2 separate regions of the Homo sapiens genome follow, and region 1 is linked to region 2. The links are chromatin contacts, found by Hi-C or POLR2A ChIA-PET in ENCODE. All regions are on one chromosome and are shown on one strand. The core of a region is the stretch at or near the end of the contact, and the rest is flanking DNA. Distances in the headings are between cores, read along the strand shown. Region 1 holds the start of TRA2B (transformer 2 beta homolog). Region 2 holds the start of TTC14 (tetratricopeptide repeat domain 14).

Region 1 (4,609 bases), core at 1,950-4,449, 5.3 Mb before region 2:
TTTAGGTGTGTGTTGGGAGTACAGGTGTTCTCAGAAAAAGGGGACAGCTCATTCAGAAGTTATTTAGTCACTTGACACTTGAGTCATCACCAAATCTCTGGATCTCAGGTACCTCAAATATTGATTCTGTTCTGGATGACTATTTTACCAAACAAGAGCCAAATTGCAAGCTCTTATAACTCAATAATAAAAAGATAAATAACCCAATTAAAAATGGGCAAAGTATCAGAATATTCGTTTCTCCAAAGATCTACAAATCACCAATAAACGCATGAAAGCATTATCATTATCGCTAGGGAAATGCAAACCAAAACCACATCGAGATACCACTTTAAACCCACTAGAGTGGTTATAATTTTTTTTGAGACAGATTTTTGCTCTTGTTGCCCAGGCTGGAGTACAATGGCACGATCTTGGCTCACCGCAACCTCCGCCTACCAGGTTCAAGCAATTCTCCTGCCTCAGCCTCCCGAGTAACTGGGATTACAGGCATGTACCACCACGCCCGGCTAACTTTGTATTTTTAGTAGAGACGGGGTTTCGCCATGTTGAGGCTGGTCTCAAACTCCTGACCTCAGGTGATCCGCCCACCTCAGCCTCCCAAAGTGCTGGGATTACAGGCATAAGCCACCACGCCTGGTCAATTTTTTTTAATACAATATAACAAGTATTGGTGAGGATGTGGAGAAATTGGAAGCCACATACACTGCTGGTGGCAGTGTGAAATGTAAAATGAATGCAGCCACTGTGGAAAACTGTTTGGCAGTTTCCCCCCAAATTAACCGTAGGGTTACTATACAATCCAGCAATTCCATTCCTAGGTGTATACCTAAGAGAGATAAAAACATGTGCTCGTACAAAAATTTGTACATGAATGTTCACAGCAGGATTATTCATAAGTTAAAAAATGGAAACTATCCAAATGTCTATTAAATGATGAATGGATAAATAAAATGTCATATATCCATACAACTGAATATAACTTGACAATGAAAAAGAATGAAATAGTAGTACATGCTACAACATGGATGAACCGTGAAAACGTACGCCAAGGAAGCCAGTTACAAAAGATACATACCATATGATTCCATTCATATAAAATGTCCTGAATAGGTTAATCTATTGAGAAAGAAAGATTTGTGATTGCCTAGGACTGGGAGGGTTGTGAGGAGTGGAGAGGAGGAGGGATGCAAAATGACTATTAATGAGTGTTTCTTTTCTTAATGTGATGAGACTACTCTAAAATTGTGGTGATGGTTGCACAATTCTGTGAATAAAAGCCATTTGAACTGTACACTTTAAATAAGGGAACTGCATAGTAGGTGAGTCGTATCTCAATAAAGCTGTTAAAAAAAATCAGGAGTTGGGGATATGGGGCTGAGGCAGGAGGAACACTTGAGACTGGGAGGTGCAATGAGCCACCGCACTCCAGCCTGCACGACAGAGCCAGAGAGACCCTGTCTCAAAAAAAAAAAAAAAAAATCAAATGACCCTTTACCAGTATCAAAGTGCCTCATCAGCCAGGTACCACCTTTTCAATGGATGGGGAGACTGAAGTGTAGAGGAATTAAGTATCCGACTTGGGGGTTGGGGGAAGTGGCTCACGCCTGTAATCCCAACACTTTGGGAGGCCGAGGTGGGAGGATCGCTTGAGCCCAGGAGACCAGCCTGGCCAATATGCCAAAACTCCGTCTCTATAAAAAATACAAAAAATTAGCCTGGCGTGTTGGCAGGCGCCTGTAATTCCAGCTGCTACGGAGGCTGAGGCGGAGAATCACTTGAACCCGGGAGGCAGACGTTGCAGTGAGCCGAGATCGCGCCGTTGCACTCCAGTCTGAGCGACAAAGCAAGACTCCGTCTCAAAAAAAAGAAGAAAGAAAGTATCCGACTTGGTCTTGGGCTCTTCTCACTATAATCCAACTATATTCTCTTACGAAATGGCAGAATTAATCTTCCCTCCTTGTGACACCCCTGTAGTTATACATGCCTCTGGCACTTACAATCATTTTTTCTAATTGTGTTTAACGGTTCTAGCACATTACTTTGTAACTTTAGAATAGAGATTGTGTCTGATTCCTGTGTATTAAGGTCCGACCTTTTTTATTTTTATTTATTTATTTTTTAGACAGAGTCTCGCTCTGTCGCCCAGGCTGGAGTGCAGCGGTCCGATCTCGGCTCACTGCAACCTCCGCCTCCCGGGTTCAAGCGATTCTCCTGCCTCAGCCTCCCGAGTGGCTGGGATTACAGGCATGCATCACCACTCCCGGCTAATTTTTTTGTATTTTTAGTAAAGACTGGGTTTCACCATGTTGGCCAGGCTGGTCTCGAACTCCTGACCATGTGATCCGCCTGCCTCGGCCTCTCAAAGTGCTGGGATTACAGGCGTGAGCCACCGCACCCAGCCGATCTGACCTTTTTTTTTTTTTTTTTTTTTTTTTGAGACGGAATCTCGCTCTATTGCCCAGGCTGGAGTGCAGTGGCGCGATCTCGGCTCACTGCAAGCTCCGCCTCCTGGGTTCACGCCATTCTCCTGCCTCAGCCTCCCAAGTAGCTGGGACTACAGGCGCCCGCCACCGCGCCTGGCTAATTTTTTTGTATTTTTAGTAGAGACGGAGTTTCACTGGGTTAGCCAGAATGGTTTCGATCTCCTGACCTCGTGATCCACCCGTCTCGGCCTCCCAAAGTGCTAGGATTACAGCGTGAGCCAGCGCGCCCAGCCCGATCTGACCTTTTTTAAATGAAGACGTATTCAGGAAGGAAATATCTACAAGTAAGACAAAATTAAGTAAGAACCCAATGTACGAACATTCACTTCTCTAACAAAGGAAAGACACAAAACAAGAAACTAATAAGGCGGAGAAAGGAATTGAGATTGGGGGAAACAGCATCTCCTTCCTCCCTGCACACTCGGCAGGTTCCCTGGAAAGTTCTAGAAGGGATTCAGAAGTGGCTGGTGACATCACTGTGGCTCCGTGGCGCCCACTACAGCAGCCAAACGACACGCTAGCTTTCCCGCCTCATAGAGGCTCGTGAATGGGGGTGGGGCCCTGCGAGGGGCGGGGTCACGTCACTTCCTGTGCGGGACGCGCTGCAGCTGGAGAGGAAAGGCAGAGCGAGGAGGGGCGAGGCCAAGAAAGCGCGCGTTTCTGGGAGGGGAGGAGCCTGGCTAAGGAGCGCCGCGTCACATCCGGTAGAGTTAGAGCCCGTGCGGAGGCGGTGCGGAGCATTTCGGCTCTGAGCGGCTGGGCGACCGGCGCGTCGTGCGGGGCTGCGGCGGAGCCTCCTTAAGGAAGGTGCAAGAGGTTGGCAGCTTCGATTGAAGCACATCGACCGGCGACAGCAGCCAGGAGTCATGAGCGACAGCGGCGAGCAGAACTACGGCGAGCGGGTACGTAGAGCTGCGGTAGGGGGTGGCTGTGTGGTCCTAGCTCCTTGCATCTTTTTCTAGGCCCGTCGGCCTCGGGCCAGGAGGCAGGGGCGTTTTAGGCTCCGAAGTCTGAAGCCGGGAGGGCAGGCAAGGGAGACAGCATTTAACCAAAAAAAGCCTTTGTGGATAGTGCCTTAGTGCCTTTGGTCGTGAAGGAGGGAGGCCCCCGGCGGGTTTATGTGGCTTCTGCCCGAGACGGCCGTTTTTCCCGTTATAAGAGGGGGAAGATGAAAATGGCCGCTGCGTCCCCGCGGTGTTGGGGGAGGGGAGCGATATCTTATTTCGGCGTTGCTCTCCTGCGAAGGTCCGCCGCAGCCATCTTGGGCTGGCGGGCTGGGCGAGCTGCCAGAGGCACAAAATGGCGGAGAAGCCGCGCGGCAACGCGGACCCGACCCGCAGCGGGCCGCGCTTCGTAAGGCCGCGTGGTGGGGTGCAAGGGGACAGACGACGTTCTTTTGGGTCTTTGGGCCGGTGTTTAGGTTAACGAAGGACCGTCTTTGCCTCCACGGAAAGGACGGAGTCTGGGATGTCTTTGGGGCCTCTTAAGATGGAAACTAATCCAAGGCCGACTAAGTTCTGGGCCCGTTAGGTGGAGGGGATTGCGTGAGGGCTTTGTGTTTGGCCTAAATGAAGCGCTTTTCTCTGATGCCGAAAGGGCTTCCCAGGCAAAAATCTGTATCAGTATTCTATTAGGACAGACCACAAAGTCGTTAAGATGATTTTGTGGACATCGCATTTCCACGGGATTGTGAAGGAGAAATTGGCGGGCAACCATTTACGGCGCCGTTATTTCCTTTGTTTTGAGGCGTTCTAATACTTAGAACCACAGCGTGTGTTGGCTACAGTTTTCTTTCCCTTAAGTTTCCACCTCTTAAAGGTGTTCAGTGAGGGTTGATTGAATTGCGGGAACAAGACAGTTCTAGGGTTTAAACAGCATACGTAGCTGGTCTGTGGGGCTCTGGGTATTGGATTCGGAAAGCATTGAATGATGCGAACATACGAGGCTTGCTAGAATTAAGAGGAATCTGTTAGAAGGGTGATAGAAAAGCACCATAGAAATTGATTTTTGAGGCTGTGGGAATAATTTGTGCTTTTTTAAAAAAAAAAAACAATTTGTTACCTAAGTTTCCCCTTGTTGGTAAAGCTACCTTAAGATCTGAATATGATTTATCAGGTAAATAA
Region 2 (4,581 bases), core at 927-3,426:
TTTTTTATTAGTATGATGAAACTAATCACCTCGAATGATGTCACCAGTTTGGTAATATGATAAAGGATCCCCATGGTTACTGTGAGAAGGCACATCTCTTAAGGGACAAAGAGCCTGTAATGAGAAGTATTTTAAAACACCAGACATTTCAAGCTTTGATAAGAACAGTGTCTTCTTTTATCTTAGTTGTTTGGTATGAAACAGCTAGTAGTTGAACAACCTAAAGTAAAAATTTAAATAAGGATTTAGTTAAAAGTAATTTCCGTGTCCAAACACAGTAAAATATGTTTGCTGGTTCAGTTAAAAAACTAAAATCTCATGAAACTTTCCATTAGTTTAGGAACCAAATATGATGGCTTATGACAGTATACAACATGCATCAAAAACAAACTAAAATTTGTCTAAAAGGTATAAGGATTCCAGTGAAAATGAAATGCCAATTCTCCAAAGTATTTTGTCTGTTATCCAATCTGTAATACCTTCTGCTTTTCTTCCTTTTTATCTGCCTGGATAGATGGCAAATACCCAATCTTTTATCGTGACACATTAGTTTAAATTCAGGACTATCCATCTTGGGCAAAGTATCTTAATATAATGTACAAACCACTTACATTTAATTATTGTAAATATATAAATGAAACTTCTCTCCAAATTATCCACATGAAAATATACAATGCCAAATATTAACTAATTAAGAATACATATGTTCAACTACAAGAAATAAGTCTGAATATCAATCAACCTCACCACGTCCACTGATACCTCTTTGAGCATTTAGAAAAGAACACTGTGCCTGCCAACCAGTTTAAATTTAAAAAATCCCAAAAACCAGAAATGGAGGGAGAAACTGGGTAACTTACACTAATTTTTTTAAACTATTTTTCTCCAATTAACATTTAATTTCCAAAAGCATCTTGGCAGGTATACTTGAGCACAACTGCATGCAAAGATATAGTTCTTGCATTGAGATGCGTTAACAAAAACAGAAGCAATCCAAGTAACAAAAATAACTTACTGTGATTTCTAAGTGGGCTATATCTCTCATGATACCACTTCCTAAACAGATCAACACCATGAAAAAACCGAATTCCCGAATAGAACTAATTCTTCCAATCACTATATCACCACGCTCAATATCTCGGAAAAACAGCTCTCTCCGATCCATACTAGGTATCTCCATGAATTGCTCTAAAGGTGGCATGATTGCATAATGATCTAAAAAAAAAAAATTAACAAAATCACTAACGATAGTTTTGAGTTCCGTTTCACCTGAAGTACTGTTAAACCGAACCGCAATCTTAAAGATTTTAAGGCTAAACTGACCTTCACTGTCTTCATTAATTTCAGAAGTTGCAGGTGCATCTGATTTCCAGGAAAGTGCAAAAAGCAGATCCGCTTTTTTGGAGATGAATTTCTGTATCTCGATGTTGTCAACTCTCTTCTCTTTTCTTAAAAAGAAAAAAATATATATGAAAATTGGGTTATCTGCAAAGCCTCTTTACTTCTAACCTTCTGCTTATGGCTTTCATCGCCCATTCCGCTCCATCCTAAGCTGCAGACAATACAACCTCAGACAAAAAGTTTTAACTAGGCATTCCCTCATTAACCAACCTGGAGGTGGAGAGCGGGGAAACTTAAAAAGTGACGCCTCCAACTCAGATAGGAAAGCTCAAGGGATTTTTAGCTAAGGAATCTGCGCCTCTACCAAGCAGTGCCAGAGAAAAAGTTCAGCCCGCATCCCGCATTGCACAACCCAGGAGCGCCCCCCGTCCACCCAGCCCAAGACACCAGCGCGCGATCGTCCTGTGCTCACGGCCGCGGCTCCACTTCCTCTAGACGCAAACCCGGGGCTGCGGTAGTGGCTGCCAGAGCTGCGTCCCCTCTTCCGTGGCGCAGTGGCACCAACGTCTCATTACCTGCCCTGCAACGGGTGCTGGGGCGGCGGGCCCCGGGCTGGCTCGGCGGCCGACCCCAGGAGGCTACGGAAGTGTGGATTGTCCTGCTGTTCGCTCCGAAGTAGAGAGAGCAAAGACGACCCGTGGCAATTTAGCGACTGCCGCAAAAGGTCCCGGTCCATGGCTAGAGAATGCAGGGCCCGGAGGCCGACGGGCTGATAGTTCCCTGTTCCGTGTCCGCTACTTGAGCCGGGTGGTACAGGAAGCGGAAGAAACTGTCTGGAGGCTGCCGGAAGTACACAGACAGCACAACCAGTTACACCCGGAAGTGTTCTGGGGTCGCCCCCACGGCGGCGCGGCGGAGCTCAGCCTCGATCTCGCGAAACCGAGCGAGACTACGGAAGGCCGAAGGATTGGGCTCAGCATTGCTTGGGCTAAAGGCTGACTAGGGCTTCCAGGAAGTGATGTATGTGAGAAGTTTGCTTTTTAAAGTGTACGTGGGATCGTTATTACGTCGAAATAGCTCGAGCTGTAACCTAGGGTAAATAATAATTCCTTTTCGTATTCATCAAGGTGCTTCTAAGTGCCAGTGCCAGGGTAAGAACCCTATACGAGTCTCCAAGCTTCTTCCCTCGACGTACTCTCTGCGTAAATCAATACCTGTGTCTCTGGCGTAACCCCATTCAACCGGCTGCTCCGGGAAGGTTTCCAGGTGGTTTTAAGGGCAGAAGAAAGGAAGGACACGGACATTTGTTAAGCACCTGGAGTGGTGTTCTCCATCCATACCCCATTTACTGTTAGTGATTGTGAATTCTAAAACCAGGATGGCTTTAATGTCTCCACACGTGCATATGCCATTCAAGTTTTACAATAACTAATGAACACATGCATTTCTTATTTAGTTTATCTCAATGGTTGCTCAAAATTTAGTGTCTGTGGGACTTACTGTATAGTGGTATGTACGCAAAAGTCAATATACTGTTCTTATGGACAATTCAAGTGATTTTCAAAGGGAATTTCAACTTAGGTCCCCCATCCCCTTACTTACTGACTTGAGAACCTAACCACTATGGTAGCTATTGTACTTTTTCATTTTAGAAAACGAGGAAACATGCTCAGAGAGTCCCAGTAAATTGCTCAATGGCACACAGCTAGTAAGAGGCTAGAGTTAGGATTCCAAACGAAGTATTAATTGGTCTTCTCAGGCAGAGTTGCTGGATTGAGTATTTTATCATATGGAAGGTCTAACTAACCCTAATTTTGAGATCATGTAGCTTCGTTTTATTCCAGTATAAAATTTGTACCATTTAAATATGTTCAGTGTAAATAGTTCAGTATAGTCCTCTTGAACAGAAATAAACGGTGACAGTTAGTCTCTCCACTTCCCACCATGTGTCTTTGAGGAAATCAACTTGCCTTTCACTGTGTTACCACTTTTGTATAGGAGATCTAGCCCAGAACATAATCGATACTGCCACACTGTTTTGTGGAAAACCCAGGCAAATAGGTAAACAGTTTGAGACTTGAGAAAATGCAACAAACAAGAATGCAACTGTAAAAGATAAATTTGGGTTAGGCACGGTGGCTCACACCTGTAATCCCAGTACTTTGGGAGGCCGAGGGTGGATCACTTGAGGTCAGGAGTTCAGAGACCAGCTTGGCCACCATGGCCTAACCCCGTCTCTACTAAAAATACAAAAATTAGCCGAGCGTGGTGGCTCATGCCTGTAGTCCCAGCTACTCGGGAGGCTGAGGCACGAGAATCTCTTGAACTCCGGAGGCGGGGGTTGTAATGAACTGAGATCGCGCCACGGCAGTCCAGCTTGGGCGCCGGAGGGAGACTCCGTCTCAATAAATAAATAAATAAATAAATTTCAAGCTTCTATAGGCATATCAACTTTAATAAATGGTACAGACTGACTTGTTTTAAGCCATAACTCTAGAGAATGGTTGTTTTTAGGAAAGAGTGCTGTCACTGAAAAGGAAAGCTGACCACTAAAAATTATTATAGACATCTTGATAAGTATGTGATTTGTGTTAGAGTCAATCTGTGATCAAGGACCTCATTTTTTGGAGGGACTAAGAAACCGGTGTCTGAGAACCAGACACCAAATAGTGTTACTTAGCCTGGGAATGTCACCTTCTGAGGCCATTCTTCAGTAGCACATGGTTTTATCACTATGGGATCTGTCTATACTTCTTCCTAATTCCAACACTAGGATAACCCTCCCCCACCTCATACCTTGAACATCTGAAATGGCCGTGAACATAGAAAGCAGCTCCTTTTAGGGGGTAAACAGCATTTATCAAGAGTGATATTTTTCGTATAGTAGTGACAGAAGAAATGCACTTTAAGCAAATGTACTCAAAACTCAGCGTGGGATTTTCTGTCTTTGGTTAGTTCCTTATGTGAAAGTAGCCACATTAGTTGGGTGCCGAAGGCAGTCTTATTCTTTACTTCCGGAATACTACTCCCATTGCAGAGGATAAAGCCTTTTACAATTACAGGTGTATTTGAGTTCATTTTCTTTTGAGACAGACACCCCTTTGACTTTGAAGGGGACAGGGCACTGGATCTTTGACATGGGATTGGAGGGAGTGAGGAAAGGAAATGGGACTAGGTTTGCTTCTCATTTTAGAAAAACTAGTCCCACATGTGGGGCCTCTCAAGTGGGCGACGAAGAAA

The links. Hi-C counts contacts between places; a loop is a spot of excess contacts on that map. ChIA-PET counts read pairs that join two places held with the same protein, here RNA polymerase II (POLR2A). Pooled maps may share reads with other maps.
Region 1: a map of naive thymus-derived CD4-positive, alpha-beta T cell shows a loop between it and region 2 (29-fold over the local background). The contact joins the promoter of TRA2B here to the promoter of TTC14 in region 2. A Hi-C loop is called at or near these places in 2 of 168 maps with a recorded cell type or tissue (CD4-positive, alpha-beta memory T cell and naive thymus-derived CD4-positive, alpha-beta T cell) and 11 of 50 pooled maps. POLR2A ChIA-PET finds 5 or more read pairs at or near these places in 2 of 52 experiments (CD4-positive, alpha-beta T cell and CD8-positive, alpha-beta T cell).

Annotation. Positions count from the first base shown.
Region 1 is chr3:185,936,604-185,941,212 of GRCh38, reverse strand. TRA2B (transformer 2 beta homolog) reads left to right here and starts at 3,199. Exons shown (of 9, transcript NM_004593.3): 1 at 3,199-3,388. The coding sequence starts at 3,353. RefSeq lists enhancers at 3,268-3,727, 3,138-3,865, 3,768-3,977.
Region 2 is chr3:180,599,758-180,604,338 of GRCh38, reverse strand. TTC14 (tetratricopeptide repeat domain 14) reads right to left here and starts at 2,176. Exons shown (of 12, transcript NM_133462.4): 1 at 1,917-2,176; 2 at 1,324-1,448; 3 at 1,016-1,215; 4 at 30-114. The coding sequence starts at 2,077. It overlaps TTC14-DT (TTC14 divergent transcript), which reads left to right and starts at 2,226. Exons shown (of 3, transcript NR_183700.1): 1 at 2,226-2,436. RefSeq lists an enhancer at 2,096-2,385.